Regions from separate parts of the Homo sapiens genome. Here all the other regions are linked to region 2. Evidence: chromatin loops called from intact Hi-C (ENCODE). Cell type or tissue: PC-9. All regions are shown on one strand. Links, peaks and the distances in the headings refer to the core of each region. The heading gives the core; the rest is flanking DNA.

Region 1 (4,455 bases), core at 184-4,183, 59 kb before region 2:
GGACTGGCAGAAAGGATGTAAGCATGGGCCATTCCGAATATACTAAGAACTTAGTGAAGACATAGGGATCTATAACTTCCATTCAGACTCACAGGGAATGTTCTGGAGATAGGTCATGGTTCTCCTTTAACTACAAATCTGGCATCAGGTCTCAGGGAATGCCTGACAGCTTCAAAAGAAGTCATGAATCTAAATAGCAACAACCGAAAATGCTGAGTTCAGACTCCCAGTCTATTCTGACAAGTATTAGCAGGAGTGCTTTAATTGCTAGCACCTGGGAAAAACAGGCATTCAAGTTCTGTTGTGAAAAGACCAAGCTGACAGTCAAGAGACCTCACCTGGGCATGAAGATCAGTTCTGCCTTCTCTTGTTCTTCTTCATACCAGCGGAATGACTTCATGAGTTATTTGATCTATTTGAGTCTTAGTTCCTCATTTGCACAATGTGAACAAAAACACTGCATCAACGGGATTTTGTGAGAATCTCTGAGTGTTCTGAAGCAGTTCAGCCACATTAACACCAGAACCTGCTGATGAATTCCAGTTCTGTAAAAGAATCTAAGTAGCCCAAAAGGCCCTACTATAAGGAATCCCATTCCTCTTGTACAAAGAAGCAAATAGGCTTTAATCTCGTTGAAAGAGTAGTTTGGGAGCATCTTTTTTAAAGAAACCAGAATAGAAAATTATTTTGAGTGCATCTTTAGGGGAGGCATTCTTTTCCATTACCCAGCCTACCATATAGAACTGTCTTCAGAGCACTTAAGAAAACCAAATCTAGAGATGGCACAGGCAGACCTGTCTTCTCTGGAAAACTCAGAACCTGGAGCATGCCTGCTCTGGCCCCTGGCCTCTCATAAAGCAACTCTCTCCCACAGATTAGGAATCTTTCAAGAAGAGGCTTTTGTGGTTCTCATTTGTGCTATTGCTGTCAGGTTAGAATCTTTGCTCTTTCTCCAGCAAAGAGGGAGAAAAGTGATTACAAGACTCTTTTACTATCCTATATTTGTTGCTAGCCTGAACAACCTCTAAAGATCTTCCAAAAGTCAAGATTCTGAGACTGTTCAGAACTCTTACAGACTTCTTGGCATACATTAAAATGTGCAAAGAACACCTCCAGTGTCAGCAACAAACAAACGAACAAAAAACCCAAACAAAAACAACAACAAAAAACCTCTCCAGGAATAAGCCATTCAAAAGAAGTTGCATTCTTTTGGAGAATCTCAGAAGTACAGTTTGAGAGAAATAAGATTGATCTAGAAAGATGATTTTCCCACTCACGTAGTCACATTCCTGCTTGAGAATTTATAATGATCTGTCTGGTTTCCTAGTTCTGTATGTATTTATTCATTCACTGGTAAACATTTGTGGAAATGCCTATATTTGCCAGGTACTGTGACTGTGGGGTTATAGCAGGAACACGAGAGGGATATGGTCCCTGCCCCATAGAGTGCATACTGCAGAACCTCAGTTCTGACAGCCCTCTCCTAAACTCTGGAGTTCATTCTTTGCCCAGTCAGAAGGAATTTAAAATACAGTCCCATAAGATTATAATGGAGCTGAAAAATTTCTATAGCCTAGTGACATTGTAGCTGTTGTAAAGTCATATCACACTTACTGTATTTTAAAAATAAATTTAGCATAGCCGAAGTGTACAGAGTTTGTAAAGTCTACAGTAGTACACAGTAATGTCCTAGGCCTTCACATTCACTCACCACTCACTCACCCAGAGCAACCTCCAGTCCTGCAAACTTCATTCATGGCAAGTGCTTTATACAAGAGTATCTTTTTTTTTTAACCTTTATATCAAATCTTACTGTATCTTTTCTATATTTAGAAATGTTTAGATACATAAAATATTTACCATTGTGTTTCAATTGTCTACAATAATCAGTACAGTAACTTGCTGTACAGGTTTGTGTCCTAGCAGCAGTAGACTATAGCATATGATCTAAGTGTGTAGTAGGCTACACCATCTAGGTTTGTGTAAATGAACTCCATGAGTTCACACGATGATGAAACTGCCTAAGGATGCAGTTCTTGGAATGTATCCCCAATGTTAAGCAACACAGGATTGGACTCTAATATCCCAGTGACTCATCAAATCAGCCCTGCTCTAATCTTAAATGCTGTTGGTTCAAGTAGCTCCAGCCTTCCCTCTGAAGTATAGCAAAGGAGGAACAGCATGATGCCTGGGATCTGATAGACCAGGGCTCCAACTTGGCTCACCCACTTTGTGGCTGTGGGGTGGGGCTTAGGATGAATTATATAAGTTCTCTAAGCTTTAGTGTCTTATCTGTAAAATGGGTATGTTGGAAGGCTTAAGCAAGCTGAGTTTTGAGAAGTGCCCTGTTCAGGGCCCAGTACAGTGAGTATCCAATAAATAAATGATGGCCATTATTACTATTATTCCCCTGTGTTTGTTTAACTGGTCTTGTCCTATAATCTTGTACTTGAGTCCCTGTCCTAGTACTTTGGCCTGAGACTAGCATCTTGCCCTACTCATTTAACAACATTTTTCTCATCACTTTATATTATGAAATTTTCAGGCACAAAGAAAAGTTGAAGGAATTTTAAAGTGAACATCCGTATACCAACCACCTAGACTTTACTATTTTTTACTGTCTTTGTTTTATCACATATGTATCTATTTTTCCATCCCTCTATTCATCCATCAATCCATTTAACTTTTTTCTTTTGAGGTAAATTTTACAATCAAAGCAATGCTCGAATATTTAATGTTATGATTTGTTGAGTTTCGATAATTGCCTAAATCTGTACAACACAAACCCCTATCAAGGCATAGAATGGTACCGTAATCCCAGAAAGTCCCTTATGCCAGCTAATTCCCACCATTCCTTCCTCCCCAGTGGCACCATCAATCTGATTTATTTTCTATCACCGTTTTTTTTGATGGATAGCTCTCTTTTTTGTGTACATTCATTTTGCTTATTCTAGATTTCAAATAAATGTAATTATAATATATATACAGTAGTACATACTCTTTTTTGTCTGGTTTCTTTCACTTAGCATGGTTTTGAGATTCATTGATGCTGTTTTGTGTATTAGTAATTTGTTCCTTGTTATTACTGAGCAGCATCACATTATACGAATATACTGCAGTTTGTATATCTGTTTTCCTATTGATAGATACCTGGGAGTTTCTTAGTTTTGGATATTATAAATCTGAGCTCTTTTAATAAATATATATTTCATTTCACTTGGATAAATGCCTAGCATAGAACTTCTGGGCCGTAGGGTAGGTGTATGCTTAGTCTTACAAGAAACTGCCAGATACCACTATACCTCCACCAACAACATATGAGTTCCAGTCACTCCACTTCCTCACCAACATTTGTTGTTGTCAGTGTTTTTAATTTTAGACATTCTCGTGGCTATGTAATGGTATGTCTTTTGGTTTTAATTATTTGCCGCTCCCTGATGACTAATGGCATTGAACAACTTTTTACGTCCTTATTGGCCATATGTATACCTTCCTTGTAAAGTATCTGATCATATTAATTGACTACTTTATAGTTGTCTTTTTATTATTGAATTATAGTAGTTCTTTATCATCCTAGATAATAGTTTCTAGTTGTGTGAATGTTTTATCCAAGTCAGCAGCTTGCCTGTTTTTCTTAACTGTCATTTGATGAGCAAAAATTTTCAATTTTGATAAAATCTATCATTTTTTTTCTTTTATTATTGTTATTTGCTGTTTCCTATCTAAGAAATGTTTTCCTACTCTTAAGTTTTAGAGACATGCTTTCCCTTAAAAGCTTTATTATGTTTATGTTAACTGCTATGTTCAGGTTTACGCACACATCATGTAACATTTTCTGTTTGATGGGAGGTAGGTGCTGAGGTTTATTTTTTAGCATGTGAGAATCTAGTTGTTTCTATATCATTTATTGAAAAGGCATTATTTTCTTTATTGTATTGCTTTAGCACCTTTGTGGAAAATCAAATGAACATTTGCTTCTGACCAAGATGATGTAACAAGTACCAGACTGACCGCTGAGACTTAAAATACTAAAAACCTTAAGGAAAATCTGTGAACCAATGGCTTCCACACTGGGCAACAGGCAGCATGAGAAAGTCATCCCCCTGACAGGGGAGGCAAGTGAGGCGGCCCGCGACGGCCCCAGCTGACTGTCTGGAGAGTCTCCGAGCTGCAGCGCTGGGAGGAGGGACCCGTGCAGAGCCTGGTTGTGTCACCGCTGAGGAGTCCGCATGGAGGCCCCGGAGGCCACCGCCTGCCGGACGCAGAGGAGAGGGCCGCCCAGGACCCGGAAGTGACCCGGAAGTGGGCGCTCACAGCCGCGGGGGTAGGGCAGAGTCCTTCTGGGCCGCTTCCCTGTGCTTCGTGTGCGGCCCACACCGTCCTGGGCTTTCTCAGTGTCCCTTCCCCACCTTGGCCTTCATGGGCTGACTCTGCATCCGCGCTTGTTGCTACTCT
Region 2 (4,455 bases), core at 175-4,174:
ATCCAAGTCTATTTATAAGTATTACTAATAGAAAGTGAAATGGAAGTTTGTAGATAAGGTAACGTATCAAGGTATCTGTGATGCAATGCTGGCTAATTTTCAAAATTGTTCTTGCCTAAGATTTCTAAGATTTCAGCAGGTGAAATCACAGCTCCACAAAAGAGCTAAACCACCACCGACTACTTTGCTTGCATCACAGCCACTAACTTTGGAGATAGGATTAATCTAAAGCTGGAACAGACATATTGACCTGCTGCTATGGGTTAACCCACAAAACGCCAGTCACAAAATAGAGGTGATAGCATCCACGTTTATTCAGGCTCCTTGACAGAGGCAGGAGAATTCCAGAATGATGTGGTAGCTGCCCAGACCCCCACAAGGCACGCACAGCTCCTTTTTGAGACCTCACTTAGCATTCAACACAGGCAACTCCTCCACCAGCAGGAGTCCCTGGACAAATTCTTTACTGTGAGATTAGCTAGAATTGATACATTCACACAGCCAGCAGCATTTTTATAAATGAGCCATTTGTCGTTCTCCTCAATGTAACCTTCATTGTTACATCCAGAAAAGTTCTTTTCTAAAAACCATTATCCCCTACAGAGAATGGGCCACTCAAGACAGACCCTGAAAATATAATCTATTAATATCATGGGAATTAGAGTCATTTACACACAGAAGTCCTCTGCCCTCTGGCCAAGAGTCTGCCCGGTGATCCTGTCCAGGAGGGCTCTGGGCTGTGGTCTCCACAAATGCCACTGAGAGCTTCCCAAGAATGAATGTGGATCCGGGAAAGAATAAATGAGGCACATATTTAACAAGCTGTAAACACAGTTATCAGCCCAAAGGCTTAGGAAACCAGGGCAAGTCTGATGAAAATCAGGTGGCCATTAGGGAAGAGACTTATTTGTGAGGTCCCAGGCTTAGTTACGCACTTTGGAAGGCCTGTGGCAAACTGCAGGCCATGGTTAACTCTGGGAGGTAGGATGGGGCAAGGAGAGTCCTTTCATCAAGCACCCATCTGCACATGTGAATTTTTACCTCACGCAGGGGCTACTTAAAGAGTGACAGAACAACTGCCACCACAAGTACACGGCAAAGATAAAACGCTTCAGATCCTAAGCTCTGGTCTGGTTCCTCTTACAGAAAGAGTAGCACGCCTTATAGGGGAGGCCTCCCAGTTGCAGGATAAACTGAAGAATGAATCACGGTATGACGTACAAAATTGAAATGTAAATACCATCTAGGCTCAAGATAACTTTCTAATTAAAAAAAAAAAAAAAGTCAGGCAGATCACAGTTCTGATGTGAGGCCTCCTCTGGCAAGGGTGCTCTTTCTGGAAGTTTTTCATCTTGGGCAAGCAAAGGTGGGCAGCCTGCATGGCCAGAAAGGAAGACTGCTGGGGCCTGGGAGAGCCACAGCCCCGGAAGCCCAGGGAGCCAAGGGCTCTCTGTCTGCAGGAGAAAGGCTGACTTCTCAGGCAGCCCCCGAAGGCCCTAACGCAGCACAGAAGCCCCGACAAGGAGCAGAGGTCCAGGGAAGTGGAGTCTACTCAGTCCTGAGGCTGGACTGGATGAGGCTCTTCAGTGGCCTGTAGCAGGTGAAGACTTAAATATGAAACACAATTCCTTCAGCTCTTGCTATGAATTTTATATTAAGTTCTTCACACTTTTTTTTTTTTTTACTTAGTTGTTTTACTAAATGATAATTAGGTCACATCCCTGAATGAAAAAGTAACTTCTTTTCAAATCAGTTAATCCAAGTAGGGAAAACAAGCTGTTGGCACCCCAGGGCCATCATTCCCACACCATTAATCACCTTGTGTGAAGTAGCTGGATTCCAGGAATTACTAATCAGCATGAAATGCATAAACAGCCTTAGGAATGCTGGCCTCAAATGCTTAACGCAGTGGCGTGAGTCTTGGAGCTCAAGGAAAACTGTAAGATTCCCTCTTGCGTGTGCGCAGCCTCTGCTCTTCAGGATGGCTGGGGAAACTGAAAGCATTCACTGTGGCTCTAAAGCGCCCAGGTCATGACTGCGAGCTCACGTGGCTGAAGACAGGGAAACAGGGAATGTCTGCGGAGCCAAATGTTTGCCAACCTGATGATTTGTTATGAGCCATCCCAAGGTTGATCGGTATATGCAGTTTTTTTTAAACCTCTGTGGACGTGATAAATGTTGCCATCTACTTGAGTTCAATTGTGAGAACGTTCCATATGTCACAAAGCAAAGACCAAGGCCTGAGGAATACTGTGACTGAGAACTTGTCCTTGGGAAAACGGCTTGGCTAGGTTTCCCATGCTACTAATCGCCTTGCGAGGTGCTCGGCGTTTCGGGAACGGCCCGGCTCTGTGCAGCTCTGTGAGACACGTACCCTGGCTCTTGCATCCCAGCTGCCTGGCTAATACTCATGCCAGTCACAGAGAGGCAAATCCTCTAACCGGGAATGTTCCCTCCCAGAGAACCAGCTGTCGTTACAGTAGAGCTCGTCCATCTTCCGTCCTTGGACAGACAGAGGGTTGTGCATGCGTTAGTGAGCTCCTTACTCACTACTGTGAACACTGGCCCACTTGGCAGACCTGGGTCTGAGTGTCTGGACCCCACCCCGCCACGTGCTTCTATCACACATGGCCCGCAGTGGAAGCTCACGGGTCCATCTCCACTTTCGTGGGTAATCGCTAAAAACTAGTGTTGGAAGAAGCAGGAGGCAAAGGGAAATGACAATAAAATATGCTGAATGTAAGGTTCCAGCTGAGTGACTTCACGTTATTTTCCACCCTGACAGTAACATTTTCTATGACTGTTGTTTAGAAAACCAGATGTGCGAGGTTTTCTCCTTGTCCAGAGCATCTGCGTGAATGCGTGGGAAACACGTTTTCTTAGACGCAGCAGGTTTGTGGCGAGGTGGGAACAGTGGCCATCAGTGGCAATATTATGGGAGGTAAGCACAGATGCTTTATGGGATTGAATGACAACATTTCTTTTCAAAAAGTAAAATTAGTAGATTGTAAAGCATTATTTGCAAAGTAGCATTTTCATTTCTAACTAGATTATTGCTGGAAAACTCATTCCATGACCTAAATTCTCCCCATGGACACTGGCATAATGGCATACTTTCTGATGGCTGTGAATAAAAGTTCCTTTGCAAGTATCATCTCCTCCTTGAGTCATGTTATTCAGGGAGAATGAAGTGGGGACAGGTGTACATAGGAAACAGCTGTTTAGGTGTGAAAATCTGATTGTACAGAGAGGGAGCAGGGGGAACCCAAATTCCCCTCAGCCTGCACTCAGAAGGTTGCCGCCTGTCCTCATCTGGATCTGAGCCAGGGCTCTGGCGACAGCGTGCTCCCATTAGAGCTCCCAGAGGCTCTGGGCTTCGGGAGCCTGGGCCAGGGAGGAGCAGCAGTTGTGGCGTCCAGTGCAGAGGGAGTGCCCCAGAGTGTCTGTGGCTGAGAGGCTAGAGCCGCGCCCATATGACTGCCGCATCCCCGTGGCCACCTGCCCCTGCGCCCTCAGCCCTGAACGCAGGCTTCCTAGGGCAGGGGCATCCAGCTGTACTCCAGGAGCCCCCTGAGCAGCTTTATTATTATTAATACATAATAAAGTTGGGTTAGAGGGGACTCAGAAGCCTGAGAGCGAGACAGCGTTAACACAGGGTCCTGCTCTGGAGCTCCTTACTCCAAATCCTCCGTCACTGCCATTTTGGTATAAAAATGCAAGCAGTTTGGATGTTATTAGTAGCATCTTTTGCTTTATTAAGTAGAGTCTATTTCTGTGGTCTCTGGCAACAATAACAGCTACTTAATAACACTGAAGTCTCACCTCTCTTTATACATTAATTTTTTTCAAAGTGTCATCAAATACTTTTATTTGGGAGCATTATGTTTCAAGTGGGCCAAAGAGAACTTGAAATATTTTGTCCATGTTGGGGGATTTTTTTTAAAACGTGTCCTTTGCTCCTTGTACGTTATGCTGCCAAACGAATGATGTTGCCAATGGCAGACCCTCTGAGGTCAATTCACTGGCCCCAGCAGCGACACGCAGCATTGATCTGCCCTTACTACAGTCCTTATTTATATGGCAACTCAAATGAAAGAGTGGGCTGACATTAAGATGGAAAAGGTTTGATGAGGTGATTTCTAGGAAAAACCCAGCATCACAAATGACAACAGGTGACCGCAGTCAGGCGGTGGAATTTTCTGCTACCTGAATGCCAACACTGGAAACAAAACGACCCAAATGCAGCTTAGGAGCCTCCTCTCCCTGGTGTGGGCAGGGCGACAGGCTCGGGTCGAGGTACCCACCTGTTTGTGGGGCTGTCCCCTGTCCGCGGTCTGCAGCCGCAAGCTGTGATCTCCAATCTGCACCCGGGAGTGTGGGGAGTGCTCCCCCACTGGAAAGCCACAGCCTCGGTCACTGTCGTGGTCTGGGCCATCCGCCTGGTGACCCCCCTGG
Region 3 (4,455 bases), core at 126-4,125, 70 kb after region 2:
CAGAATTCAAGTGCTGCCTGATTACCTGCCCAACAGGGAGACATTCAGTTGGGCTGTGTAACTATGTATGGGTGACTCGGCGTCTTTTCAATGCGAATGATTTTTTATTACCAGGGAGAAAAAAACAACACAACTTGCTTATTTGGCTCATAATCATACCATTTCAACGTACGATGGCTCACTTGAGTCTGAGCAACACCAAGAAACAGCACTCAGGCCGTAGAGAATCCTATGGAGTATTTTCTAAGCATTTCTATTTCTCTGACTCTTGATTCTGCACTTGAAGATAAAAGTTACCTAAATTAGCCAAACACGGCAGCTCACCCCTGTAATCCCAAAACTTTGGGAAACTGAGGTGGGAGGATTGTTTGAGCTCAGGAGTTTGAGACTAGCCTGGGCAACATGATGAGACCCAGTCTCTACTAAAAAATAAATAAATAAATAAATTTAAAAAATCAAAAAAATTAGCCGGGTGTGGTGGCACACGCCTGTAGTCTCAGCTACTCGGGAGGGTGAGGCAGGAAGATCCCTTGAGCCCAAGAGGTCAAGGCTGCAGTGAGCCATGATCCCTGGGCAACAGAGCGAGACCCTGTCTCAAAAAAAATGAAGATTAAAAGAATAAAGTTACCTAAATTATATTACATCAATAACATGACTTGTAGCATATAAATTCAACAGACCCCAAGAGAATCAAATACAAATTTTGAGGCGGGACACAGTGGCTCACGCCTGTAATCCCAGCACTTTGGGAGGCTGAGACAGGTGGATCACTTGAGGTTAGGAGTTCAAGACCAGCCTGGACAACATAATGAAACCCCGTCTCTACTGAAAATACAAAAATTAGCCAGGTGTGGTGGTGCACACCTGTAATCCCAGCTACTCAGGAGACTGAGGCAGGAGAATCACTTGAACCTGGGAGGCAGAGGTTGCAGTGAGCTGAGATCACACCACTGCACTCCAGCCTGGGTGACAGGGTGGGACTCTGTCTCAAAAAAAAATTTTTTTTTTGAGAAGAGCAGTAGTTTCTATTTTTCCCATAGCACAGACAATGCTACAAATTTGATGCAGTTTACTGCCTAGTGAAAGTCTAAATTATTCAGAAATATGTGCTGTCTATATTTTAATTATTATTTTTTTTCTTGAGACGAAGTCTCGCTCTTGCCCCCCAGGCTGGAGTGCGATGACGCGATCTTGGCTCACTGCAACCTCTGCCTCCCAGGTTCAAGCGATTCTCTTGCCTCGGCCTCCTGAGTAGCTGGGATTACAGACGCCTGCCACCATGCCTGGCTAATTTTTGTATTTTTAGTACAGACGGGGTTTCACCATGTTGGCTAGGCTGGTCTTGAACTCCTGACCTCAGGTGATCTGCCCGCCTCGGCCTCCTAAAGTACTGGGATTAGAGGCATGAACCATCGTGCCCAGCCTATTTTAATTATCATTATTATTATTTTTTACTTTTTTATCTTTTTTTGAGATGGAGTCTTGCTCTGTCGCCCAGGCTGGAGTGCAGTGGCACAATCTTGGCTCACTGCAAGCTCTGACTCCCGGGTTCACGCCATTCTCCTGCCTCAGCCTCCCGAGTAGCTATGACTACAGGCGCCCGCCACCACGGCCGGCTAATTTTTTGTATTTTTAGTAGAGATGGGGTTTCACCGTGTTAGCCAGGATGGTCTTGATCTCCTGACCTCGTGATCCGCCCACCTCGGCCTCCCCAAAGTGCTGGGAAAACAGACGTGAGCCACCGCACCCAGCCAATTATTTTTAAGAAAAGCAGCAAGCACAGTGTCTGTTTCACTACAAGTCAGAGGTTCCATTCTAACGTGTAGGTAAAATGCTGAAACGCCCTGCACATTATCAGAGATTCCCATCTTCCAAGAAAGGCTGTCTTAGAGAAGGAGAGAAATAGATGGATCTTCAATCTCTCAGGAAGTCTGCAAAGTAATGTTCACACAGCATCGCTGCGTCCAAGGTAGCCATCCCAAGGGTGCCATAATCTGCCCTAAAAGGTCCCCCGGAGCCTGCAGTGCTGTGGGCGAGACTGCACAGGAAATAAAAAGAAGGCAGCTGTACAGCGCACAGGGGACAAGCCGGCGTTGTCCAAGCCCAGCGAGGAGCCTGGCTGACGTTCAGGAAGTTGATGAACAGAAGCGGCTTCGCTTATCACTAACCAAACAGGCCAATTTCATGACTCACAGTCATTGTCAAAAAACTTGACCTACAGTGGAATTACTGGCCTTTATTAACTATCCTTAGGTAATGATATAAAGAATCAGAAATTCCTCAGCAAGAGATTTTTAAATAATGTTTTGGCTCTTTCTCAAGGGAAAAATAAAGATGATAAAACCTTCACCCATGGAACAAATATTTATCCAGCGTTTCATAAGGACGGGGCTGTGTAGAGAGACACAGACATACCAAAAGGCAAAGAGGTGAGTGGGCCAAAATGCCATTGAGGGATCAAATGGGATTCGGATCTGCTGGCTGGCACGGACTCCGCACCAAGAAAGCACTTTCAGGACATATATAGCTAAGTGATCAAGGCTGGGTGGCTCTGGCAGAGATCAATGGAACAGAGCAGAGAACCCAGAAACAGACCCAAACACATGTGCCCAACTGATTTTTGACAACAATGCAAAAGTAATTCGATGGAGGAAAGGTGGCCTTTTCAACAGACGGTGCCAGAGTAACTGGGTGTTCACAGGCCAAAAAAATGAAGCTTGACCTAAGTTTCATAGCATATACAAAAATTAATTCAAAATGGATCACAGACATACATGTGCAATGTAAAACAATAAAACTTTCCAAAAAATACATAGGAGAAAATATTCAGGATGTAGGGTTAGGCACAGAGCTTTTAAAATTGATACCACAAAAGGAATCATTCTTAAATTGGGCTTCATAAACTAAAAACTTTTGCCCTGAGAAAACCTTGTAAGAGGATGAGAAGACAAGCTACGGAGTAAGAGAAAATATTTGCAAACCATATATATATATATATATATATATATATATATATATATATATATATATATATATATATATTTGTCTTCTTGGGAAGCCAAAGTGAGAGGATCACTTGAGTCCAGGAGTTTGAGACAGCCTGAGCAACACTGTGAGACCTCATCTCTACAAAAGATTTTCTACAGTCAGCTGGGTGCGGTGGCGTATAACTCTAGTCCTAGTTACTCAGAAGGCTGAGGCAGAGGATCCCTTGAGCCCCAGAGTTCAAGGTGGCAGTACATCACGAGTATACCACTGTACTCCAATCTGGGTGACAGAGGGAGACCCTGTCTCTAAAAAAATTTTAATTAATTAACTTAATGTACAAAGAACTCTCAAAACTCAACAATGAAAAAAAATATATAACAGGCAGGCCTTAAGCCTGTAATCCCAGCACTTTGGGAGGCTAAGGCAGGAGGATCCCTTGAGGCCAGGAGTTTGAGACCAGACTGAGCAAAATGGCAAAACCCTGTCTCTCCAAAAAATACGGAAATTAGCTGGGCATGTGGCACTAGCCTAGCTACTCGGGGCCGGGGGTGGGGGTGGAAAGTGCTTAGGCGAGAGGACTGCTTGAGCCCAAGGAGGTCCAGGCTGCCTTGAGCTGTGATCACACCACTGGACTCCAGCCTGGGAGACAGCAAGACCTTGTCTCAAAAAACAGTACAATAAGCAAGCAATCCAGCTGGGCGTGGTGGCTCACATCTATAATCCCAGCACTTTGGGAGGCTGAGGTGGGTGGATCACCTGAGGTCAGGAGTTTGAGACCAGCCTGGCCAACATGGTGAAACCCTTGTTTCTTCTAAAACAAAAAGAAAAAGCTGGGCATGGTGGCGTGCACCTGTAATCCCAGCTACTCGGGAGGCTGCGGCAGGAGAATCGCTTGAACTCGGGAGGCGGAGGTTGCAGCGAGCCGAGATCAATCACGCCACTGCACTCCAGCCTGGGCGACAGAGCGAGACTCCGTCTCAAAAAAAAAAAAAAAAAAAAAAAAAAAAGAATGGACAACATAAGAAGGCCCCACATGGGACTAGCAGAAGTTTTAGAAAGAATACAGGTGATGAAAGGAAATACAATTCAGAGAAAATTTCACTATCGAACACTATTCGGAGTGAGAATTCTCCAGATTTCATGACAGACTTAATCAGACTGACGGTGAATGCTGAGCAAAATAAGAATAAATCTAGATAAAGTGGACTGAAACTATAGAATACCAAACACAAAAAGAAAAGTATAAGAGTCATCAGGAAGACAGATTAGCTTCAAAAATAAAAATTATGCTGACAGCAGACCTCTCTACAGCAAAATGAGCCAAAAGATAATAAAATATTATCTTCAAAGTGTTGGAATTCCACACCCAACTAAATAGATTTCAAGACAATATGAAATGAAAGCAATACTGCTAACTGAAAAAAACTGCTGAAGGATGTATTAAAAGATCAGCAAGAAGGAAACTGA
Region 4 (4,455 bases), core at 310-4,309, 150 kb before region 2:
TCCTTATGTTTACTTATTGTATCCATTTTTTTATGCTGCATAACAAATTACCGTAAACTCAATGGCTTAAAACAACACACATTTATTATGTTTCTGTGGGGCAGGTGTCTGGGCACAGCCTAGCTGGGTCCTCAGCAAAACTGCAATCAGGGTCCTGACCAGGGCTGCGTTCTCATCTCGAGACTCCCATGGGTAAGGGTCTCCATCCAAACTCACCAAGGCTGTGGAAAGATGTAGACCTCAGGGTAGCTGGCTTCTTCAAATCTTTCAAACAGACCAAGTCTTATATAACTACATAATCCTGAGAGTCACACTGCATCACGTTGGTCATATTCTGTTGGTTAGGAGCAAGTCACAGGGGTCATGGGGCCACCTTAAAGTCTATGCAATACACATACGCACATGTGCAGAAACTTAACCTCAGCTAGATGCTCATTTCTTTCAGTGCAGTTAGATGTCATGACGGGATGGAGATGGCGTGATGCTGAGGAAACTTTGACTGTGGTGTTCCTTATGTGCATGTCCTTTTCCAAGGCCTGGGGAGGGGCCCGTGGGTGGACCTAAGTTTTGTCCCTGAAGCTTGTGCATATATGCAAAATAACAAACATAAAAACTGCTAGGGCCCCTCCCAGGGCTTACAGGTGACAGGCCTTACAGCTTAGGTTTCTTGGTAAATCTGCCCCCTGTGGACGTGTCATCACTATTATTCGAATTTCTCTGGGGTATCATTTAGTCTATTACAGGATCTGGAAAATAGCAATCATTCAAAAGACTGCACATCCCTAAGTCAGCAGCGGCACTCTCTCAGTGCGACCTCTTCTCCCGCAGTTTGCTTCCCGCACCTCCCCCCTCCTCTGCCACGCTGGCTCTTGGTGCCACCTGGTTGGGAGTGGTGCCGCGGCCTCTGTTTCTCCCACTCCCTCAGCCCTCACCTTTCTGTTTTCTTCTCAAACCAGCTAGGTGTTCACAGAACCAACTCCCAAGCTCATTTTTTCTTAGTGTTGTACCCATCTGGCAAAAACCCCATCCCAGATGAGACAAGAAGTATCATATATGTGTGTCTGTGTGTCCGTGTGTGGGGGTCTGTGTCTGTGTTTCTGTGTGTATGTGTGTTTGTGTGTCTGTGTTTCTGTGTGTCTGTGTCTGTGTGTGTGTGTGTGTGTGTGTGTGTGCATACTTTCTCTCTGCTCCAGGAGAGCCACACCCCAGCGCGCAGGTCCTGCCATGCTCAGGGGGTGTGATATTCCCCCCTCGCTGTGTCTGTGGCCCCCCTCGCCCTCTCACTCTCCAGAGGACCCATCGCGCTGTCCCTCTCCTGGCTCTCAGCTGCCCGCTCCTCCTCCTCCCTCTCAGCCGATGACTGAGCATCCCACTTCACAGAGAAAATAGAAGCTACCAGATGGCTGTGCCTGTCTTTCTCCTACCGTGTCTGCGAGCCCGCTTTCACCCTCCACATCCTTGCCTTCCTCTGGGGAGAAGTGGCTAACTCCACACCAGGCTCACTCTCCACCTGCGCTCTGGGCCTCCCTGCCCCACCCCTGCTGCCTTCTCGGAAATCTCACTGTATGGATTAGCCCTTTTCCCCTTTGAATGATCTATTTTATCTTTATATCTACCCCCTCCCCCCGCAAAGGACTTTCTCATCGGTTTTTAGACATCTGGAAACCAAACCAATCAGAGTCAAAGGAGAGGAAGGGAAATTGACTCTGAGTTGTCCCTCCACACCCCTCACCCCTGCAGCTCCGCCCTGTCTCTTTCCACCTCTACACAGCCAAGTTTCTGGAAACACTTGATAATAGGCACTGTCTTCGTTTTCTCACTTTATATTCATTCTTCAAGGACTCCACTTCTGTGATGCATTGGTTCAGCTTTGTTTAGGTGTCCTGTCATTACTAAATTCCGGAAAGGTTCGTTGTCTCTTTCAGCCTCATCTGACACTGCCAGCCTAACCACTCCCTCTTTCAAACACTGGCCTTCCTTGCCTTCTGAGGAAGATACTGTGGGCTGACTCATTCAGCATTCATTCTATTCCTGCTTTGCATACCTTCCTGGCAGTGGAGAGAAAGCTAAAAATGACATTTTCCATATTCCCTCTCCACTGTTTCCAGTTGAGGTTTCAATTCCACCCATCAGGCGCCCTCTCTGGGACTGTCATTTGAAACTGAGATGCTGGGCAGGGAGGCAGGGCTGGAGGCATCACTTTTTGCTGCTGTGCATCGCAGCAGGGCAGGAAGGTTCTCCAGCCAAGAGCAGGGATGTAGCTTCCAGATCGATGACTCCCTGATGATGGCAGAGGCAGCAGCTCCTCTGACACTTATTCCTGGAAGCTCAGCCTAGCCTCTGTGTCCTTGCTTTTCCCAACAATTCTATGAATTGCTAGTGACTTTAAATACATGTCTTTTATTTAAATTAGCTAGAGTGTATTCTGTTGTCTGAGACAGCATTGATCAAAGCAATGACCGTAACACAGCACTACCTTCCTCTTCTTGAGCCTCATGGCTCCTCCTCCTATTGGTGGCTTTCCGTCTGGCCATGTATTGAAGCAGTCCTCATGGCCCCGTCCTCACCTCCTTCCTTGTCTTCTTGTCTTTTCTCCTACGCTCGACATTCCTATCCATATTCATGCTGCAGTCAGCACTAGATAAAATGATGCAGGGATGCTACGTCCAGCCAAACCACCTTTCTGTAGGCCACTCAATTTGTGGCAATTTGTTAGGGCAGCAATGGAAAACTAATACACTGGTAGAAACTAAGTGTTTAAGAAACCAATGTATTGGTTTTCTATTGCTGCCCTAACAAATTGCCACTAATTTAGTAGTTTAAAACGATATCCATCGTTATCTCACAGTTTTGTAGGTTCAAAGGGTGGGTGCAGTGGGGCTCAGCTGGGTCCTCTGCCTAGAGTCTCACAAAGCTGAAATCAAGCTGTCAGCAGGGGAGCATTCCATTCGAGGCTCTGCGGGTGAATCTCTGCCAAGCTCACTCAGGTTGTTGGTAGCATTTGGTTCTTTGTGGCTGAAGGACTGAGGTCCCTGTTTCTTTACTGGCTGTCAGCCAGGGCCTTTCACAGCTCCTTAAGGCCATCTGCATTCCTTGTCACGTTGCCCTTTCCTTCTTCAAACCACCGATGGTGTATTGAGTCTTTCTCATGCTATGAATCTCTCTGGCTTCACCTTCTGCCTTTTTTTTTTGAAACGGAGTCTTCCCAGGCTGGAGTGCAGTGGCGCAATCTCAGCTCACAGCAAGCTCTGCCTCCTGGGTTCACGCCATTCTCCTGCTTCAGCCTCCCAAGTAGCTGGGACTACAGGTGCCTGCCACCACGCCTGGCTAATTTTTTGTATTTTTAATAGAGACAGGGTTTCACCATGTTGGCCAGGATGGTCTTGATCTCCTGACCTCATGATCTGCCCGCCTCGGCCTCCCAAAGTGCTGGGATTACAGGTGTGAGCCACCACGCCCAGCCTCCTTCTGCCTTTTTTTCTGATTGCAGTTGGAGAAATTTCTTTGCTTTTTTGTGTTTTTGCTTTCTTTTTTTTTGAGACAGAGTTTCACTCTGTCGCCCAGGCTGGAGTGCAGTGGTGCAATCTTGGCTCAGTGAAACCTCTGCCTCCTGGGTTCAAGGGATTCTTGTGCCTTAGCCTCCCAAGTAGCTGGGATTACAGGTGCCCAGCACCACAGTCAGCTAATTTCTGTATTTTTAGTACAGATGGGGTTTTGTCATGTTGGCCAGGCTGGTCTCGAGCTCCTGGCCTCAAGTGATCCTCCCGCCTTAGCCTCCCAAAGTGCTGGGATTACAGGTGTGAGTCATCGTGCCCTGCCTGTTTTTGCTTTCTTAATTCCTTTTTTTTTCTTTTTTTTGCAATTTTTTTATTGAGACAAAAACTCACATAACATAAAATGCATCATTTTAAAGTGTACAATCCCATGGATTTTAGTATATTCACAATGTCGTGCAACCGTCACCATTGTCTAATTCCAAATCATTTCTATCACTGCAAGAGGAAACCATGGAAACCGTAAGCAGTCACTTTTCCCCTCTGCCTGTTCCCTGGCAACCACTCATCTATTTTCCATCTCTTCGAGTTTGCCTATTTTGGACATTTCACTTGAATGGAATCATTCGCTATGTGACCTTCACTCTCTGGCCTCTTTCACTTAGCATAATGTTTTTAAGGTTCATCCCTGTTGCAGCATGAATCAGCACTCCCTTCTTTTTTATAACTGAATAATATTCCATTGTATGGATGTACCACAGTTTGTTGATTCATTCATCGGTTGATGGTTATTTGGGTTGTTTATATTTTTGGCTATTGTGAATAATGTGGCTATGAACATTCATGTGCAGATATTCGTGTGAACATACATTTTCAATTTTTTTGAGTATATATGTAGGAATTGAATTGCTGGGTGCTATGGTAACTTCATGTTCAACTTTTTGAGGAACTGCCAAACTGC
Region 5 (4,455 bases), core at 285-4,284, 180 kb before region 2:
AACTGCACTCCAGTCTGGGTGACAGAGTGAGACTCTGTCTCAAAAAACAAAAACAAAGTAATGCTAGCCTGAATTGATGGGGGTATGAGGGGGTTCTGTAAGGCATAAACTGGTCTGGGCAAGAGATAGTTGGGGCCACTGATGAATTGTTTGCTTTCTACTACTGCCGACGAAGCATGGATGATTAGTTCCTTATTATTTCTGCTCCTAGGCTGTCTCCAAGGCAAGCTGTTTCTCCTACTCTCTGTACAGTCCATGAGACTAAGCAGGCACTTGACCTTAACTGAGGTTCCCTCAGTTCTGTCCTGTTCCTTTTAGTCTGGGTCCATTGGGTAGACGTGGCCTGTTCAAACAAACCATTAATGAGCACATCTCCGGCAGGGCATTTGGAAATAAAGTCAGAAAGCCAGCGAATGGTTTGGCCTTTTCTTCCCATCTTTCCATCCCCTGCTGGGATTCACCTCCTCCTCTTGCCCTGGGGCCTCCTGTGCTCTTTCTTCTTCTCAGCCTGGTTTTACCCTCCTCCAACCGCTGTTGTTGCAAGTAAATGAACTGGAGTGGAATCTTTGTTTTCTATCTCAAGGGTATTTGCTTTGAAAACCTTTTCTCTTGCTGTGGATCAAAATATCCTTTGCTCCTTGTTAAAGTAGATTTAGGCTCAGTGGCTCTGGTGGAAGAGGTTGTTTAAACTCCGTAAACCACACAATTACCAACTTTCTTTTTCTCTGTGTACAGTGGTCCAATGGACAAAACTCGGGTGAGTAACAGTGACGGTGGTGACTCTGTGGGTGTTCATCTGAATCAGGTGCTGTACTGAGCACTTTGTCCCATTATGGCTGTGGCCCTGAGGCGGGTATTCATTTCCTATTATGGAAAAGGAAAGGAGGCCTAGTGAGGTTAAGTATCGTGCTCGAGATGACTCCAGAATTGAAAATTCCAACTGTCCCACCCTGAACTTCTAATTCCCTTCAGGTGATCCTCTTCTTTTCTGAGTAGCATTGATCACGTCTCCTTTCTTCTTTAACTTCCTTGTTGATTAGTTTATTGCATGCAGTCAGTCTCTCTGCCTCTTCCATGTTCCCCAGCGAGAATCCACCTGCTCTACAGGGGCAGGGATTTTTGTCGGCTCACTGGGGTATCTCAAAGGCATAGATTACACACACAGTAGGCACTGAACAAACATTTGTTAAATGAATAAACAAAAGTAGCCAAGGTAAGATTTTGCACTTTAGCACCAACTTAGATAAAATAAGTAAAAATAACCTAAAATAATCAAAAGGGTCAGAATCTAGTTTTGAGCACAGAGTTTGAGGACAGCCACTCATGAAGCACAGATTCCAAAGAATGGGAGTGAGTGTTCCAAAGTATAGAAGTTTGGGATCATTTATATGGTCAAAGTTTAGGGAAGCTTAATAGAATTTCACTATCTTTCTATGTAAGGCTTATTGCATAGTTACAATAATCCGATTTGGCAAGGTAATTTTTTTTTCTTTTTGGGAAAGGTATATTTAACATTCCACAGTGCAGATGTAATAGTCAGGGGTCTTTTGCACCACTTGGTCTGAGTTGGGTACAAGATAATAAAGGTGGCAGTTAATCTATAATGAAGAACAGTGATTAGAAGCAGGGGAGGTCTGGTCTCTGTTCTCTCTTAGTCATTTACAGAACAAGAACAATGAAGAAGAGAGTTCCTCTATAATCTAAGAAACAGAAATTGCAAGCACATACTATGTGACTCAGGTCACAGTCGTATCTCTCTCAAAGCTTAAAGTTTTTTAAAAGCTTTTACATTTTATTTATTTTCAAAGCTGTCACCAAAAGCCCTCAAAGCCCTCAATTTTTCTTTTCTTTCTCTCTCTCTCTTTCTTTCTTTTTTTAAAGAAAGAAAGATATTCAATTTACTTCTTCTGTATCCTGTCAGAAAATAGTGTTTGGAGATTCTATGCAGTTGAAGCAACCCATGTGGCCTTCCTCTGAATGAAGTCACCAAGCAGCTTTGGATTTCCTTCCACCCACCTTACATGGAGGTGTTTTCCATTGCTTATGGCCACAGATAACCATACTCATTACAAGAGTTAAGCTTGGCCAGCAAGGTGGCTCATACCTGTAATCCCAGTGCTTTGGGAGTCCCAGGCAGGGTGATCGCTTGAGCCCAGGAGTTCAAGATCATCCTGGGCAACGTGGCAAAACCCATAGACAAGAAGAGTTGAGCTTCTTGAGTGTCACTGTGGAATGCGTTGGTGCCACCTAGGGAATCACATTGTAATTTTCAAGACCCACTTATGGGCATTTCTCCTTTTTAGCACTGGATTTTTCCACACTGCCACTGGCTTTATGTATGCTTCTGCTCCCAGTCCCAGTCACGTTTGTAAACAATCTCTCACCTCTTCTCCAGACCTCCCTGCCAACTGCCTTCCAAAATGAACCTGACTCTGTGGTTTGAACACATTTATCTGCCTGCACGTCCTGTGCTATTTTTCTGTCTGCGCCTTCTATAGGGTTGTTCTAGAATTATTTTTCTCTGTATGTGGGAGTCTATGTCTGCTTCAATGCTGTCTTACATAATTATTCCCTCTAGTCATAGAGTTCTCTACTCATATAGTTAGCTTCAAAAAAATTCCACATATAGTCTCCCATACAACTCTCCCACCGCCCATGGGGTTGGGCAGGTCAGGTACAATTATTGAGCTATTTTACAAATGATAGCCTGAGATGCAGGAGAGTTAAGTGTATTTCCTAAGGTAACAATGCGAGGAAGAGGCAGAACGGGGGCCAGAACTCAGTTCTGCAGAGGCCAGGCTCCAGGCCCTTCCCACTACACTGCTGCAGCTCCTCATGGCCCCTCGGCCATGCTCCTTGTGCAGTGGCATGCACCGTCAGGTGCTTAGTAAATGCTTTGCAAAGCAGGTGTTTCCTGAAGCTGAAGTAATGGTCCATGTGAACGGTATAAAAACAATCAAGCTAAGGAACAAAAATATGATCCAAGGCAATCAGAGAGGCTTAAGGGCATCATGTGAGATGTAAGGAATAAATAGATAGTAGATCAGGTGGAGAGCAGATCATTCTGATGGTGAAAGGACAGGGACGGGTTGAGTGAGGCAAAAAAGCCTTACACGGGAAGAGTGATTTTCACTTTCAAATAAATTATCTCCTTTATTCCTCAGACCAAACTTGTGAGTAGATGTTAGCAGAGTCTCTGTTTAATTTATAAAGATTTTGCATATCTTTATACATTTTTATAAAGAGTTTAGTACTTTTTTCTCCCTCCAACACCACTCAACTAATTAGAAAGGCCCGTATTCAAAGCAGCCCCTCTGACTCTAAAGGCTGAATACTTTCACTCTAGGGCAGGACATAGATTGTTTTGTCCCCCAAGAATGCTAAGTAAGCCTGGGTCCTCATGTTAGATCTGTGTTGTTCTTCTATAGCAAAAATGGCTATCTTCTTGGTTTCTCCTTTTTTACAGTAGGTTCTAGAGGGGCTGGAGGGACTTGGTAGTACACATTACAGATATGAGTTCAAATCTCTGCTCTGCCACTAACCAGCTGTGGCAGCCGTGAGAATTCAAGGAAGTTATTTCCTTTCTCTGTGCCTCAGTTTTGTCACCTGTAAAATGGGGATAATCATGTGTCCAACACACAGTATTATTTGCAAGCCAAAAGTAAAATTCTAAGTGCCCCCCAACCAAATGAATGGACCCCTCCTCTTGGCCAAAGGCTTTCTAAAGTAAACCTGAAACAGGCCATGATGAGAAGGGGGGTCAGACACTCCTCATTACACCTTCTTCCCTTTGGAATTCAGGCATAGCTGACCAACAGCATTAACATTAACAGAGACATTGAGACTGCCAAAACAGACTCTTTGTAGCAATAAGATACCAACATGACAGATAGTAGGCCCTGATAGAAATCAAAGTATTTTACCCCAAAATACATTTCTTTGACATATTTTGAAATGGCCTTGCAAAGCTGTCTCTGGGGAAAATCTACATTCAGTAGAGGATCTCTTTCCCTTTCTAAGTCTTTTTCCTGACCCAGGAGAGAATTCACTAAGAGTCCAGCACCTTTTTAAGGCTGACAATAAACATTTACAACCTACTCCCTCTGAAGCCTGCTACCTGGAGGCTTCATCTACATAACAAGAACCTTGGTTTCCACAACACTTCTCTTAACCCAGACCCTCCCTTCTGTTGATTACAGGTCTTTAGATAAACTCAACCAATTGCCAATAAGAAAATAAGGAATCTACCTAAGACCTGGATGCCCCCACCTTTGAGTTGTCCCACCTTTTTGGGTTGAACCAATGTACATCTTACATATATTGATTGATATCTTATACCTCCCTAAAATGTGTAAAACCAAGCAGTTGGCCACACCCGGCCACCTTGGGCACATGTTCTCAGGATCTCCTGAGGATCAAATGAGATGTATATAAAGTGCTCAGCACAGAGTTTAA
Region 6 (4,455 bases), core at 239-4,238, 140 kb before region 2:
CCATGCCCCGTTAATTTTTTGTATTGTTAGTAGAGACGGGGTTTCACCGACTTTGCCATATCTTGAAGTAGTCGTGCAAAGTTGACTCTCGTGGGGAAAAGGTACATTCTGAAGAGAATCCCCTTTCTTTTCCAGGCCTTTTTCCTAATCCAGGAGAGAATCAACTCTGATAAGAAACATTTACAAGCTATTCCCTCTGAAGCCTGCTACTTGGAGACTTCCTCTGCATAATGGGAACCTTGATCTTCCCAACCTCTTACCTTAATCCAAACATTCCTTGTTTTTTTTTTTTTTTTTCTTGAGACGGAGTCTTGCTCTGACACCCAGGCTGGAGTGCAGTGGTGTGATCTTGTCTCACTGCAACCTCCGCCTCTCAGGTTCAAGCAATTCTCCTGCCTCAGCCTCCCAGGTAGCTGGGCTTATAGGTGCACGCCACCACGCCCAGCTATTTTTTCCAGAGGCGGGGTTTCACCATGTTGGCCTGGCTGGTCTTGAACTCCTGACTTCAAGTTATCCGCCCGCCTCATTCTCCCAAAGTGCTGGGATTACAGGCATGAGCCACTGCGCCCAGCCCAGACATTCCTTTCTATTGATTCTAGGTCTTTAAACAATAACTGAACTTTTTCAACCAATTGCCAATCAGAAAATCTCCGAATCTACCTACAACCTGGAAGCCTCTGCTTCAAGTTGTCCCACCTTTCAGACCAAACAAATGTGTATCTCACATGTGTTGATTGATGTCGTATGTCTCCCTAAAATGTATGAAAGTAAGCTGTAGCCAGGCCGTGTTGGGCATATATTCTCAGGATCTCCTGAGGGCTGTGTCATGGGCCATTGGCAACTCATATTTGGCTCAGAATAAATCTCTTCAAAATATATTAGAGCTTGGCTCTTTTCGTCAACATCTTTATACTCTCACAGCACAGTTCCCCCAAAGAAGTTCCACACCCTTGTTTCTTGAGGAGGCTAGTGTGGGGGCCAAGGGAAAACTATTCCTTCACCCTCTATATTAGTCCGTTCTTGCACAGCTCTAAGGAAATACCTGAGACTGGGTAGTTTATGAGAGGTTCAGTGGCTCACAGTTCTGCAGGCTGCATAGGAAGTATAGCAGCTTCTGCTTCTGGGGAGGCCTCAGGATGCTCACAGTCCTGGGGTAAGGCCAAGAGGAAGCAGCTGTCTTATATGATCAGAGCAGGACGAAGAGAGATGGGGGAGATGACACACGCTTTTAAGCAACCAGATCTCACGATAAGTCACTCTCTCACTATCATGAGAATAGCACCGAGGGGATGGTGCTAGCCCATTCCTGAGAACTCCAACCCCAGGATCCAATCACCTCCCACCAGGCCCCACGTCCAAAACTGGGGATTATAATTCAACGTGAGATTTGGTGGGACACAGATCTAAACTGTATCACCCTCTGAAGGGTCACCGAAAAATCAACTGACAAAAGCCAGATTTAGTCTTACAACAATCTCAAAGCAATGGCCAAATGGTTGATGCTTTCACACCATTGTCGACCTAAAGGGAAGAAGCTGAGGCAGAATTAATATAAGTAGAGAGTTTATTGGGGCCAGGCTTGAGGATTCCAACCTGGAAGCATAGATTCAAGTTGACCCGAATATACTCTCTGATGAGCAGCAGTTACAAGTGGATTTTTATTTTATTATATTTTATTTATTTATTTTTGAGATGAAGTCTCACTCTGTTACCCAGGCTGGGGTGCAGTGGTGTGATCTTAGCTCACTGCAACCTCCATCTCCCAGGTTCAAACGATTCTCCTGCCTCGGCCTCCTGAATAGCTGGGATTACAGGCATGCACTACCACTCCCGGCTAATTTTTGTATTTTTTAGTAGAGACGAGGTTTTACCATGTTGGCCAGGCTGGTCTGGAACTCCTGACCTCAGGTAATCTGTCTGCCTTGACCTCCCAAAGTGCTGGGATTACAGGCATGAGCCACCATGCCTGGCCACAGGTGGATTTTTATAGGCAAAAAAAAGGGGAACAGGCAGTGGGCAGATGCAAAGTTGTTGTCAGGAATTCTCATTGATTTACAGAAGTAACACTGATTAGTGATTGGCTATACATGGTTAAGCTATAGGATGTGGGTTTTAGTGTCTGGTACGATGTTATTAGGTTAATTTATAGCTACTTATGGCAGTAGCAAGCAGTTTCAAGAGATGATTACATAGCTCAGGCAGGGAGTAGGGTGTGACTGAGGTCTCATTTTAATGTCTCTCCAGGTGTGATAATTAAAAGGACTTGCATTCCTCAGATGAGTTCTTTTCTTTTCTCACCATCTTGAGGTTACAGAAAGAACAGTGGCTTGGATTGTGGCAAAACAGGTTATGGTGGTAAAACAAGTTTACGTGAGGGAGAGAAAAGGAGGCCTGGCTAATAAAGAGGGTCTTGTTTTGTAGATGAAACCTCACAGGTAGCAGACCCCAGAGAGGATAGATGGTAAATGTTTCTCTCAGGTTTTCAAAGGTGTCAGACTCTCAGTTAATCCTTCCTGGATCTGAACAAGGAAGAAAAAGAGAAAGCCTGGCTGCATAAATGCAGATTTTCTCTACAGATGCAAACCTCACCCACGAAAAACAGCTTTTCAGCTATTCTTGTATTTCTAGCCCTTCTGAATAGCCATATTGAAATATGTCAAAGAAATATATTTTGGGGTGACATAGTTTGGATTCCTTCACTAGGTGATTGTCCCAAAGCCGCACCCTGCTCCAGTCTGCCTCCACGTCCCCATGCTCCCAGGCTGCGCCTGCAGACCGCACCTCTCTCCAGGAGAACACTGTATCCTCCTTCCCCCGTCTTACTCTCTGAAGTCCTTGCCCTTTGTGAAATGAAATGATTCAAACTTAGAGCTGTTGGAACTTTAGATTCTTCTGAGCCTTGAGAGGAATGTGGCTATGTGGCCCGAGTCACGTGGCATGCAGCTGCAACATCTGCCTTTTTCTTCCCTGTAAAACACAAGACCCTCTTAGATCACTGCCCCTCCTCATGGAGTAATACATTAATCTTCCTTGGAATGTAGTGTAAACTAAAAATAAAATCCTAAGTCCCCCACCAACTGAACAGATGCCTTCTTGACAAAGGGGACCCCAGAAAAACCTTAAAAACTGAATTCCCAGCCACAGTGGGAAGGGAGGTTGGACACCTTTTCTTATACCCCCTCCTTCTGGAGTTTAGGCACAATAACTGACCAGTATTAGTGTTAAAATAGAGACCATACAACTGACAGAACAGACTCTGTGGCAATAAGATACCAAATCATAAACAAGACTAAGGCCATGCAAGGCAAGGGTTAAATCATATCTGCAAGCCATGAATCTTGCTAGGTAGCATTCTTATCTTAAAACATTACTTTCTGCTGACTCCAAGTTTTAGACAGAGCCTTACTCCTTCAACCAATTGCAAAATAAAGAATCTCTGAATCTACCTATAACCTGGAAGCCTCCACTTCAAGATATCCCACCTTTTCAGGCCAAACCAATGTGTACCTTCACTGATTTATGTGTTTGCCTGTAATTCCGGCCTCCCTAAAGTGTACAAAACAAAACTGTAACCGGACTTCCTTGGGCGCACTTTCTCAGGACCTCATGAGATTGTGTTTCTCTAAGCCTCAGTCATTCATATAGGCTCAGAATGAAACTCTTTAAAATAATTTAGAGTTTGACTTTTCTGTTAATAGTAGCAATCTGTAACCAAATTGCTGTAACATTGATATAGGAGTTAAGAGGAAATTACTTAGACAGATAGTGAGGTTACTGGAGTCCTCAGTAAGGTTTTCCTTTTTAATGAAAAGTAGCCCCTAAATCCTCTTCTAACAAAGAGCAGCCGGTAAAATTGAGCTGCAGACATAGACAACCAAACTGGAAGCTTGCACGGGTGAATGCTGGCAGGAAAAGCTACTTGGGATTAGGCATGTTCAAAATGGCGGCTCCATCTTCCCTTCGCCCTTTACCAGCCACTTGTACAGTAAGAAGCAGACAAGATGGTGCCAGTCAACTGGAAAGCCCATTTGCAATAATAAGATCAGGGTGGAGTGGCCAGCCTTCCCCATGCGCTGTTTATATATCACATCTGATGGAACCAATCTGTGGGTTCTACGTAAATCAGACACTGCCTCCTCAAGCCTGCCTGTAAAATCTAACGGACTCCCCCACCAGCCAGCCTTTTTCCTCTCAGGAGCCCCTCTCTCTCATTAGAGAGATCTGTTTTCCTTTTGAGAGGTGACAGCGTGCTGGCAGTCCTCAGAGCCCTCGCTTGCTCTCGGCACCTCCCCTGCCTGGGCTCCCACTTTGGTGGCATTTGAGGAGCCCTTCAGCCCCCCACTGCACTGTGGGAGCCCCTTTCTGGGCTGGCCAAGGCCGGAGCCCACTCCCTCAGCTTGCAGGGAGGTGTGGAGGGAGAGGCACGAGCGGGAACCGGGGCTGCGCGCCGCGCTT
Region 7 (4,455 bases), core at 280-4,279, 90 kb before region 2:
TATATTTTTCACGAAGTACATAAAAGCTTCCCTCTTCATTTATTGTTATGGATATATGAATTATTTTTATTATATGGTTGTAGCATAACTATTTGACCATTCTCCTACTGATGAACATTTAGAATATTTCCGATATTTTACTACTAGAAACAATACTGTCATAAATAATTTGTATATGAATAATTTTACACACGAGCAAGCATACCCGTAGAATCAGTTTCTAAAACTAACACCACTGCGTATAAGGACATCTGCAGTAATATTTTGGGTTTAAAAAAATTTTTTTTAATTTTTTATTTTTTGAGACAGAATCTCATTCTGTTGCCCTGGCTGGAGTGCAGTGGTGCAATCTCAGCTCACAGCAACCTCTGCCTACCAGGTTCAAGCGATTCTCCTGCCTCAGCCTCCCAAGCAGCTGGGATTACAGGCGCCCGCAACCACGCTTGGTCATATATATATATATATATTTTTGTATTTTTAGTAGAGACGAGGTTTCATTATGTTAGACAGGTTGGTCTCGAACTCCTGACTCTGGTGATCCGCCCACCTCCGCCTCCCAAAGTGCTGGGATTGCAGGCATGAACCACTGCATCTGGCTTGCAGTAATATTTTGATAGTTATTGCCAAATTGCCCTTCCTGGAGGACATACAGACTTATACTTACACCAGAAAGAATGAGAGTGCCTACTTCCTACATCTTCCACACACAGTTTGTTATTGAACTTTTTGATTTTTACTAATCTGGTAAAAATTTTGCATGTCAGGAAGTATCATTTTGCAGTTTTCTCATTGTGGTGATGTTGAACATCTTTTTGTAAGTTTAAAAGACATTTATATCTCATTTTTTGATTAAGCTTCTTTTTCCACTGGGCTTTTCATCTTTTTGTATTGTAGATGTTCTTTTTTTTTTTTCTTTTATTTTTATTTTGAAACAGGGTCTTGCTCTGTCACCCAGCCTGGAGTGCAGTGAGGTGATCATAGCTCACTGCAGCCTTGACCTCCCTGGCTCAAGCAATCCTCCCATCTCAGCCTCCTGAGTAGCTAGAACTACAGGTGCACGCCATTATGCCTGGCCAATTTTAAAACAATTCTTTGTAGGGATGAGGTCTCACAATGTTGCCCACGTTAGTTTTGAACTCCTCGGCTCAAGTGATCCTCCTGCCTTGGCCTCCCAAAGTACTGATGTTCTTTATTTGTTAGAAAAATTAGTCATTTTCAGTGATATGAGTTGCAAACATTTCCCCCAGTTTGTACTGGTCTTTTTACATTACTTCTGAGGAGGCTGTGTAGAAAATTTTGAGTTTAATATTATCAACTTTATCAGTCCTTTTTAAAACAGTGCAATGGCCTCTGACAATAAGCACCCAGAGTGAGGATAAACTTCCTGGGGACCTCGGGACCCCTGAACTTGCTTGCAGCTGATGTCTGAAATGAGGCTCACTTCAGGCATCAGCTGCAAGTTCAGGGGTCCCCAGGCCACCTTCACTCCTGACCAACTGGTTACAAGTTCGGGGTTCCCACGATCCTCTCAAGTTTGATAATTCACTAGAATGACTAACAGAATTCAGGGAAGAGCTATATGATTTAAAAAATTACAGTTTTATTATCACAAAAAGATTACGAATAAGAACCAATCAAAAGAAGAGACAGATAGGTAGAGGTCTGGGAGGGTCCTAGATGGGAAGTTTCTGGTGTCCTCTCCCTGCAGAGATGGGATGCATCATCCTCCGAGCACATCGGTGTGTACAATATGCAGAGTACTGTCAACTAGGATACACACTTGAGCTTCAAGTTCAGAGTTTTTTTGGGTTTCATTATGTGTGCATGATTGATTGAAACACTAGTCACCCTCTGAACTCAGTCTCCAGTCACCCCTCTTCCCTCCCTGGAGATCAGGCTGATATCACTTGGCTCAAATTCCAACCCTCTAATGACATAATTGGTCTCTCTCTCAGTGGCCAGCCTCTGTCTCGAGTCATCTCTTAGAAACTGTCGAAGAGCCTCCTATGAGTCACCTTATTAGAATAAACTATGAGGGCATACCATGAATAACAAAGACATTCCTATCACCCAGGAAATTCCAAGAAGTTAGAGATTAACTCACAGGAACCAGGAACCAGGGACAAAGCCCAATAAATTCTTTATTACTCAGGATACAGATTCTGGATTTTGTTTCATACATAGAAAGCACTTCCTTTTCTAAGATTATTATAAAAACAAATTACCCCATGATTTCCTCTAGTACCTGAATGATTCAATTTTTTTCCAACATAAAAGTGTGATTATAGATTCAAATCGTTTTCTTTTTTTCTTTCTTTCTTTCTTTCTTTTTTTTTTTGAGACAGGGTCTTGCTCTGTTGCACAGGCTGGAATACAGTGGTGTTATCATAGTTGACTGTAGCATTGAGCTCCTGGGCTCGAGCAATCCTCCCATCTCTGCCTCCTGAGTAGCTGGAACTATAGGCATGTGCCACCATGCCTGGCTAATTAAAAAAAATTTTTTTTGTAGAGATGGGGTCTCCCTATGTTGCCCGGGCTGCAAATTGTTTTCTTGATAATTGTCCCCTAACCATTTGTTGAATAAACTATTTTTCTTCTACTGATTGAAATGCTAACCTTAGCCTATACTAAATTTCCGTATGTATATGGATCTATTTCTCAACTTTATAATGTGTTCAATTGCATTTTTAAATGTTTATACCACATTATTATAATTTTATAATTTATTATTTCAAATTAATATTAATAGTAAATTTCTTAAACTTCTAAAAAACTTTTTTTGGAAATAGATTTAAAATCAAATACCAATTAGAGGTGGTAAGACACAAATGTAGCTGTCAGAGGAGTAGACAGTATCCTATTGATCTGGTTTGTCAGCTGGTTAGCAGGTTAGCATAGGGATTGTTCCAATGAATTCACTTACTTTATTGCCAGAATTGAAGAAAACTTATAAAACTGTGCTGCATTTATTTGTGTTTTACAAGCAGTTATTCAGAATCAAATGGAAATTTTTCACTGCATTGGAAATAGCCTGGCCAAATCCTCAAATTCCACAGAAGCAGTTTAGGTGTTTGGTCTTCTCAATGGTCAGCTTTTGGATGAGTTGGGCACTTGTTTTCCTCAATGACCACCTCCTGTACATCTTGACCTGGAGACAAACTACTCAGTTTCTCCCAGCAGCATTAACTGGGCCTCACTCTGTTCTTGAACAAGATGAGTTCAAGTCAGCCAGTGCAACCAGATCCAGTGTAGACAGAATCTGGTTCTTTGATCATCAACCCTGGGAGGAACTATCATCTTCATACTAGTCTTTTCCTTCAGACTGGGCAAAGAACATTTGTGGAATAGACCACATATTTGTGGCTCTCACTGGTAAAAATGTAGCTTTGTAAGCTTGCCTGAGAACAGAGCATGAATGTCAGATCCTGGCTCAGCTGCACTGCCTAACTTGGGGAGTTTTAGAAGTTACGCATCAGCAAAAAAATGTCCTGATCTGACAGCTTTGAAGAGAGTAGTGGTTCTCCCTGCTTGGAGTTTGAGATCTGAGAACGGACAGACTGCCTCCTCAAGTGGGTCCCTGACCCCTGAGTAGCCTAACTGGGAGACACCTCCCAGCAGGGGCTGACTGACACCTCATACAGCCGGGTGCACCTCTGAGATGAAGCTTCCAGAGGAATGATCAGGCAACATCTGCTGTTCTGCAAAATTTACTGTTCTGCTGCCTCCGCTGGTGATACCCAGGCAAACAGGGTCTGGAGTGGACCTCCAGTAAACTCCAACGGACCTGCAGCTGAGGGTCCTGACTGTTAGAAGGAAAACTAACAAACAGAAAGGACATCCACACCAAAATCCCATCTGTACGTCACCACCATCAAAGACCAAAGGTAGATAAAATCACAAAGATGGGTAGAAACCAGAGCAGAAAAGCTGAAAATTCTAAAAATCAGAGCACCTCTTCTCCTCCAAAGGAACGCAGCTCCTCGCCAGCAATGGAACAAAGCTGGATGGAGGAAGACTTTGACGGGTAGAGAGAAGAAGGCTTCAGACGATCAGTAATAATAAACTTCTCCAAGCTAAAAGAGGATGTTCAAACCCATTGCAAAGAAGCTAAAAACATTGAAAAAAGATTAGATGAATGGCTAACTAGAATAACCAACGCAGAGAAGTCCTTAAATGACCTGATGGAGCTGAAAACCATGGCACGAGAACTACGTGACACATGCAAAAGCTTCAGTAGCCGGTTTGATCAAGTGGAAGAAAGGGTATCAGTGATTGAAGATCAAATGAATGAAATGAAGCAAGAAGAGACGTTTAGAGAAAAAAGAGTAAAAGGAAATGAACAAAGCCTCCAAGAATTATGAGACTATGTGAAAAGACCAAATCTACGTCTGATTGGTGTACTTGAAAGTGACAGGGAGAATGGAACCAAGTTGGAAAACACTCTTCAGGATATTA

The links. Peaks named below come from ENCODE experiments on the same cell type or tissue, not always from the same donor. Only the 100,000 strongest peaks of a DNase experiment are listed, where the experiment ranks them.
Region 1: it touches region 2 in a loop (8-fold over the local background); 4 of 110 quality-filtered maps call a loop at or near these places.
Region 3: a loop joins it to region 2, with 4 times the contacts of the local background. A loop is called at or near these places in 8 of 110 quality-filtered maps.
Region 4: it touches region 2 in a loop (5-fold over the local background); 7 of 110 quality-filtered maps call a loop at or near these places.
Region 5: a loop joins it to region 2, with 13 times the contacts of the local background. A loop is called at or near these places in 14 of 110 quality-filtered maps.
Region 6: it touches region 2 in a loop (6-fold over the local background); 5 of 110 quality-filtered maps call a loop at or near these places.
Region 7: it touches region 2 in a loop (10-fold over the local background); 4 of 110 quality-filtered maps call a loop at or near these places.

The regions. Positions count from the first base shown.
Region 1 is chr18:8,856,948-8,861,402 of GRCh38, reverse strand. No RefSeq gene overlaps it. Among named protein-coding and RNA genes, the nearest start is that of GACAT2, 150 kb to the right of the region's middle. In PC-9, for the core only: no CTCF peak of the experiment used is centred there; DNase peaks (open chromatin) are centred at 382 and 2,052; H3K27ac peaks cover 2,301 bases.
Region 2 is chr18:8,798,141-8,802,595 of GRCh38, reverse strand. MTCL1 (microtubule crosslinking factor 1) reads right to left here. Exons shown (of 15, transcript NM_001395333.1): 9 at 4,305-4,455. Among named protein-coding and RNA genes, the nearest start is that of GACAT2, 93 kb to the right of the region's middle. RefSeq lists an enhancer at 1,219-2,418. In PC-9, for the core only: no CTCF peak of the experiment used is centred there; DNase peaks (open chromatin) are centred at 1,205 and 1,875; H3K4me3 peaks cover 718 bases; H3K27ac peaks cover 3,306 bases.
Region 3 is chr18:8,728,261-8,732,715 of GRCh38, reverse strand. All of the region lies in intron 3 of MTCL1 (microtubule crosslinking factor 1), which reads right to left. Among named protein-coding and RNA genes, the nearest start is that of GACAT2, 23 kb to the right of the region's middle. RefSeq lists an enhancer at 2,011-2,305. In PC-9, for the core only: no CTCF peak of the experiment used is centred there; a DNase peak (open chromatin) is centred at 2,165; H3K4me3 peaks cover 413 bases; H3K27ac peaks cover 1,282 bases.
Region 4 is chr18:8,946,351-8,950,805 of GRCh38, reverse strand. No RefSeq gene overlaps it. Among named protein-coding and RNA genes, the nearest start is that of NDUFV2, 150 kb to the left of the region's middle. RefSeq lists an enhancer at 1,417-2,189. In PC-9, for the core only: no CTCF peak of the experiment used is centred there; a DNase peak (open chromatin) is centred at 1,905; H3K27ac peaks cover 1,543 bases.
Region 5 is chr18:8,977,027-8,981,481 of GRCh38, reverse strand. No RefSeq gene overlaps it. Among named protein-coding and RNA genes, the nearest start is that of NDUFV2, 120 kb to the left of the region's middle. RefSeq lists an enhancer at 3,843-4,374. In PC-9, for the core only: no CTCF peak of the experiment used is centred there; no DNase peak of the experiment used is centred there.
Region 6 is chr18:8,935,766-8,940,220 of GRCh38, reverse strand. No RefSeq gene overlaps it. Among named protein-coding and RNA genes, the nearest start is that of NDUFV2, 160 kb to the left of the region's middle. In PC-9, for the core only: no CTCF peak of the experiment used is centred there; DNase peaks (open chromatin) are centred at 2,270 and 3,430; H3K27ac peaks cover 2,109 bases.
Region 7 is chr18:8,888,647-8,893,101 of GRCh38, reverse strand. No RefSeq gene overlaps it. Among named protein-coding and RNA genes, the nearest start is that of GACAT2, 180 kb to the right of the region's middle. In PC-9, for the core only: no CTCF peak of the experiment used is centred there; a DNase peak (open chromatin) is centred at 1,971; H3K27ac peaks cover 1,187 bases.